Regions from separate parts of the Homo sapiens genome. Here region 1 is linked to region 2. Evidence: chromatin contacts called from ENCODE Hi-C or POLR2A ChIA-PET data. All regions are on one chromosome and are shown on one strand. The core of a region is the stretch at or near the end of the contact, and the rest is flanking DNA. Distances in the headings are between cores, read along the strand shown.

Region 1 (2,700 bases), core at 123-2,622, 220 kb before region 2:
GTCCATGACATTCAGTGATGTGTTGGTCATGACAGAATGGCAGAAGCAGAAACTCCATGGCAGTGGATTGAGAAATGATGAATAATGAGGAGTCAGTGGGTCCTATGTAACTGTATCCAGAGGCTTCCTGAGGAAGGACTAAAAAAGATACAGTGATATTGGTTAGCAACATACTTCATGGAATCTCCTCCTGGGTGCTGTTTGGGATTCCACTTAGCTTAATCCAATGAGCTTGTCCCCCTCCGCTCCTTCTCCTGCACTGATTCTGCTCCTGGAGTGGAATTTACCTGCTTTTCCTCCTTGCTAACATCTCCCAACCTTTATTTTCCAGAGCAAAATAAACCTTTTCCCCTTTCTCAAAATTTTCTCCCTTTCTCAAACCACACCAGTCCAAGCTAAGCTCTTCCACTTCAGGACTCTTATAAGGGCATTATTACCTGTATCACATTATATGACATGCTCAATTAAATTCTGCCAAAGTTGAAAAGTACTAGTGTTAAGTGTGTAGAAACTGGCATCAGACTATCTGAGTTTGATTCCCCCTTTGTCATGTAGTGGCTGTGTGACCTTAGTCAAGTAACACAGTCTCACTGTGCTTCAATTTCTCCAGCTATAAGCGGATATAACAGTATCTCCTGTTATGAAGATTAAAGGAGTTACTACTGTTACAGAGTTTAGAACAGTGTTTGTCACATCCTAAGCCCTAAGAATAGTGATAAAAATCAATTTCTGTTCCTGCTCCAGGAAGTTTCACGCTCATGGTTAAGAGGGATACAAAGATATATGTGGCATTTGCCCTAGACTCAAGGAGCCAGTAATTTCGTGCTGGTCGGATTTAGATTTCACAGCGATTTTCTATATGCCCTGGCCCAGAGGCCTCAGTACTTGGGCAAGTTTGGCACGAAAGGCCAGAAAGTCCATTTATAATGAATGGCCACTTTTTAGAACCTGTTTGCAAGGCAAAAGAATGGTGACTGCCAGAATTCAAGAGGAAGAAAGGGTGAAGCCTTTTTGGAGAACGCAGACGATGGCCTTTTTGCAAGGTTTTGGAAGATTTTCGTTTCAACGGACTAAAAACTACTGCCAATAGCCTCTAGACAGGCCTCGAAAGGCAGGGGAGGCCCTTCAGACCCCATTTCCCCACTGCCCGTGACCCTAAGGTGGGCCTGGCCTCAGGCCCCGCCCCGCCCCGCCCCTGCAGGGTATCTGGCCTCAGGCCCCGCCCCGCCCCGCCCCGCCCCTGCAGGGTATCTGGCCTAGGCCCCGCCCCTCCCCGCCCAGCGCCCCGCCCCTGCAACGTGTAGGCCTCGGCTCCAACGAGGCCCCATGGCTCCGTCCCCGCCCCATCGCCCCGCCCCTCCCGGGAGCCCTGTCTTCTGCCGTGCGCTGAGTGTCCGCGTCGCCCTCGCCGCAGTCGCGGGCACCCCGCTCGGCGTCGGTGCCTGAGGGAGGCCGCGATGGCGGCCGAGGCCCTGGCGGCGGAGGCCGTGGCGTCGCGCCTGGAGCGGCAGGAGGAGGACATCCGCTGGCTGTGGTCGGAGGTCGAGCGCCTGAGGGACGAGCAGCTGAACGCGCCCTACAGCTGCCAGGCGGAGGGGCCGTGCCTCACGCGGGAGGTGGCGCAGCTCCGGGCCGAGAACTGCGACCTGCGCCACCGCCTGTGCAGCCTGCGGCTGTGCCTCGCCGAGGAGCGGAGCCGCCAGGCCACGCTGGAGAGCGCGGAGCTAGAGGCGGCGCAGGAGGCCGGCGCACAGGTAACCGGGCGGTGGGGACACTGGAGAGGACGCGGGCGGGGCGGGCCGAGACGGTGCGCACCGAAAGGTTTTCAACTGCGGGGGCAGGTGCGGGGGCGCCCCGGGGGAGTGCCCTCCCAGTGCCCTGCGGCTGGCCCGCCCTGCCCTGCTCGGTGGTCCCGTGTGGCCTGGGGAGCCGCCGGATTTCCAGCAGTCGCCAGACTTAACCAAATGCTGTTGATTTCTCAATTCGTCCATTAAAGAGCCTGCCACGCATCTTTTTCAGTAGCAGAAATAGTGTTTTCATTTGTTTGAAAAAATGCTGGAGTGTTTAAAACTCATTCTTTCCTTGGTCAGAAAGACTAACAGCTGCGTATGTAAACTCTCATTCCCTCTGGTTCTTTTTTGTTGTTGGGTTTTTTTTGGACGAGAAGTTTTCGCTTTTTGTGCTCTTGTTTTGGTGGTTCATCTTGAGAGGATAGCTGTATATTTAACATTTTTATTTAATACAGTATTTTATGATTTGTAGAAAGGATAAATTATCTTCTTTTAACATCATACTTTCTGAGTCCTGAAGCTTCTCAGGCTGAGATGTTCTGCAGTCCTTTAGGAAGGACAGCTGCGGTGAACTAGCAACATCTTCAGGAAATAGTGCATTTGATGTGGCGGGCAGCAACCACACATTTTCCAGCCACATTATTTGTTTAAAGTTCAGGACAAAAGGTTTTCAAGAGCACAATATATTAAATGTGCTTAGCAACAGTGTGACAGGAAGGACTGAACCCTGGAGAATGACTTGCCCACTGAGAGCTGTAGCTGGTGGTCAGGAGAGCCCAGCTATGAGCCTCTAAACACGGGGCACTTGCAGCCTGCTGGCATGACTCTCTTCTTAAAATGTGTTGCTTTTTCTTGCCATTGATGTGAGTCATTTATAATTTATCTTTCAGCCTCCTCCTAGTCAAAGCCA
Region 2 (2,700 bases), core at 70-2,569:
GCTCCTCCCTCTGCCTTTGCCTTGTGCCTTCACAGCCACCCATTCCAGAACCCTAACTGTTCACCTGACAAGACCTCAGGCAAAGCCCTGGCTCCCTCGGAGGATCGGGGCTTTCTTGTTTGTAAAACAGGACACGGACTTTAGGAGCTCAGACACGAATGCATGCAAAAGCCTTACAGAGGGTTCAGGAGAGGTGAGTTTTTGTCTCCTCCTCTGCTCCTTCTTTCTTCACTGCCTGTTTCCCTCCTTTCACCAGGCACGTAGGGGAAGGAGCTGAGGTCCCCAGGCTGTGCAGTCCTTCTAGGTCTGGGCTGTGGAGGGAGAGGAGAGGCTGGCCTGGGGGTCTCTGCTGGGGGAGATACAAGTCCGGCCTGTGGGGTTGGCCAGCCTGGGGCATGTCTGTGTTAACTCAGACACACCCACACAGACACTTCCAGAACCAGGCATGTTTACAAGTAGCAATGAGGTATTGCTAAACCTCTGGCCTGATGAGAACAGCTCTCACATAATGCTGTCTGAGTGCCAGGCCCAGGTCCAGGCACTGTACACTAATTCATTTAAGGTGGACACAAATATGCCCATTTTATGCTCAGCTGGGAAAACTGAGGCCCAGAGAGGTCAATGGACTCATCTGAGGTCAGGCAGCTGGGAGGTGGCCGAGCTGGGATGAGAACCCAGGTGGTCAGGGCTGGAGCCTCTTCCCTAGCCACAGTGCCCCTCTGCCTCTTCTCCTCCTGCCTGAGCAATCCCACTTCACTTGGACCATCCCCTGCCTATTCCAGGAGACAGGACTTGAGTGTCACTTCCCCTCCTGCTGTCTTGTGGCCCTGCCATGCACTGTGGCAAGTCTTCTGTTATCTTCTGCCTGAGAGGCCGTGACTAAGAAGGTTCCAGACTTCCCGTCTATCAAAGGTGAGGACTGAATTAGACTTTCTTCTTGACAGTGGTGATCACCTGTGACCTGTGACTGGTACATGCTCAGGAGGGAGTATACTGTTCCACTTTGCTGATTTCTAATGAAAGATTACTTTTACAGGATGGAGGGAGAAAGGGCTCCGAAGGAGAAGGAAGAAGAATAAGGGCATTGGCCTCAGTCCAGATGAAAAGACCCAGATGCAAAATTATTTGGGCCACATATGTGTTGTTTGCTTATCAAATTTTCAACCTTTGAAAAATCACAATATTGGATGGTGGGAATCAGTAGCATTGCTGGAGTTCCTGTGGGTGGCAGGAGTTGGACATTGTGGCAGGTGACCCTGCAAAGGATAAACACAGAACCTGCAGAGGGTAAAGGATTTCCCAAGTCTCACTCCTGGAGGGAGGGGCACAGGCATGAGCAGCCTATCGGGCCCCATGTCATGCAGCTATGTTCTCTGCTGCTGGTGAGCTTGGCATCGAAAGAAAACATAGCAGGAATGATTTTGTCTGGGTTGGGGATTTGGGGGAGTTTAGACTATAAATAGTGAGGAGGATATAAAAAGCCTTAAGAGGATTTTTGGAAGCCCTAAATCCACCACATAGACCAAAGCAAGTTAACAGGAACCACTTCGGTTTTAGTGAGGTCTAAATGTGACTCAGCATAGTGCCCTCCCCTCCACTGTTCCCTTCCAGCTGTCGTGGTTCACGTGTCCGCTGTCACCACAACCCTTGCCAGCATCTGCCAAACCAAGGGCACGTGTGTCAGGAGGTCTGCTGCCAGCATGCCAGCTGCCAGGTGCTGCCTAGCCTTGAATTACGGCCTGGCTCACTCCCTAAGGGAAGGCATCATTGGCAGCCTCTTCTGCAGCAGAGAAAACGGAAGCATAGGAGGGTAGGTGCCTGGTCCAGGGTCACACAGCCAGCAAGTAGTGGGCTGGATTCCACACTCAGCCGAGGCCCACTCTGCTGATTCTAGCATAATTTCTTCAGGATCACCTTTTGAGTGGACCTCAGCTGCGTGTGGGAAGGAACCTGCTTGCCTCTGTGCCTTGCTTCTTGGACACCTGCGGTCCCAGCCTTCTCTTTTCTGTGGGCCCTTATTTCATTTAATACATGGACTCATCATAAAACCCCTTTGCACTCCTGTAGCCCCAGCTCAGGAAGCCTGAAGCCCACCCCGGTCACCGAGGTGCTCAGAATCGATGGAGATCCAGAGTTGAAACCTCCCTACGTTTGGTCCTGTGTCCCCAGGGTCTGCTGCCGGCTCCTAGATACCTACAAACAGGTCTTTACTGTTGACTCTTTTAGGAACATCACTGTGGCCTAATAGTGAGGGAGTGACATTTAGGATGATGGCCGACCATCTCATTTATAGGAAAAACCCAGGGCTCTAACACATATTTTAAAAATCACTGCACTGCTGGCACAGCCCTGCCACCCAGCATTGTATTAGCCAACTCCTTCCCAAGGCTCTGGGAGAGGCTGCAGTGGGAACATTCCAGATCAGAGGTTCTGCCTTGTTTAAATAGGGGTGGAGCGAGATTGCCAGGTCTGAGGCTTCATCTTGCCAGTGAGAAATGGGGGTGCAGGGAGCTGTTTTAGATGGGGGTGCAGGGAACAGCTGCTGAGGCCTCACCGTGAGTCACACACAGGGCTGGCAGTGAGGCCACAAATCACAGTTGGGCCCCCAAACATAAGGTCCTACAGCCAGGGAGAGCCATTCTGCCTGGAGACCGAGAAGAATCCAGTCAGGAAGAAATAGTGGAAGCTAAGGTGCCCGGG

What was found. A loop is a pair of places that touch in the nucleus more often than their neighbours do. ChIA-PET counts read pairs that join two places held with the same protein, here RNA polymerase II (POLR2A). Pooled maps may share reads with other maps.
Region 1: a loop to region 2 is called in a pooled map, with 4 times the contacts of the local background. The contact joins the promoter of TARS3 here to the enhancer-like site in region 2. A Hi-C loop is called at or near these places in 1 of 37 single-sample maps with no recorded cell type and 5 of 50 pooled maps. POLR2A ChIA-PET finds 5 or more read pairs at or near these places in 1 of 52 experiments (HEK293T).

What each region holds. Positions count from the first base shown.
Region 1 is chr15:101,723,145-101,725,844 of GRCh38, reverse strand. It overlaps TARS3 (threonyl-tRNA synthetase 3), which reads left to right and starts at 1,372. Exons shown (of 19, transcript NM_152334.3): 1 at 1,372-1,754; 2 at 2,681-2,700. The coding sequence starts at 1,458. RefSeq lists a silencer at 1,087-1,976.
Region 2 is chr15:101,499,115-101,501,814 of GRCh38, reverse strand. No RefSeq gene overlaps it. Among named protein-coding and RNA genes, the nearest start is that of PCSK6, 11 kb to the right of the region's middle. Within about 2 kb of position 1,319, at least 9 of the 41 ENCODE cell types and tissues checked have a DNase peak (open chromatin) inside an H3K27ac peak, as active enhancers do.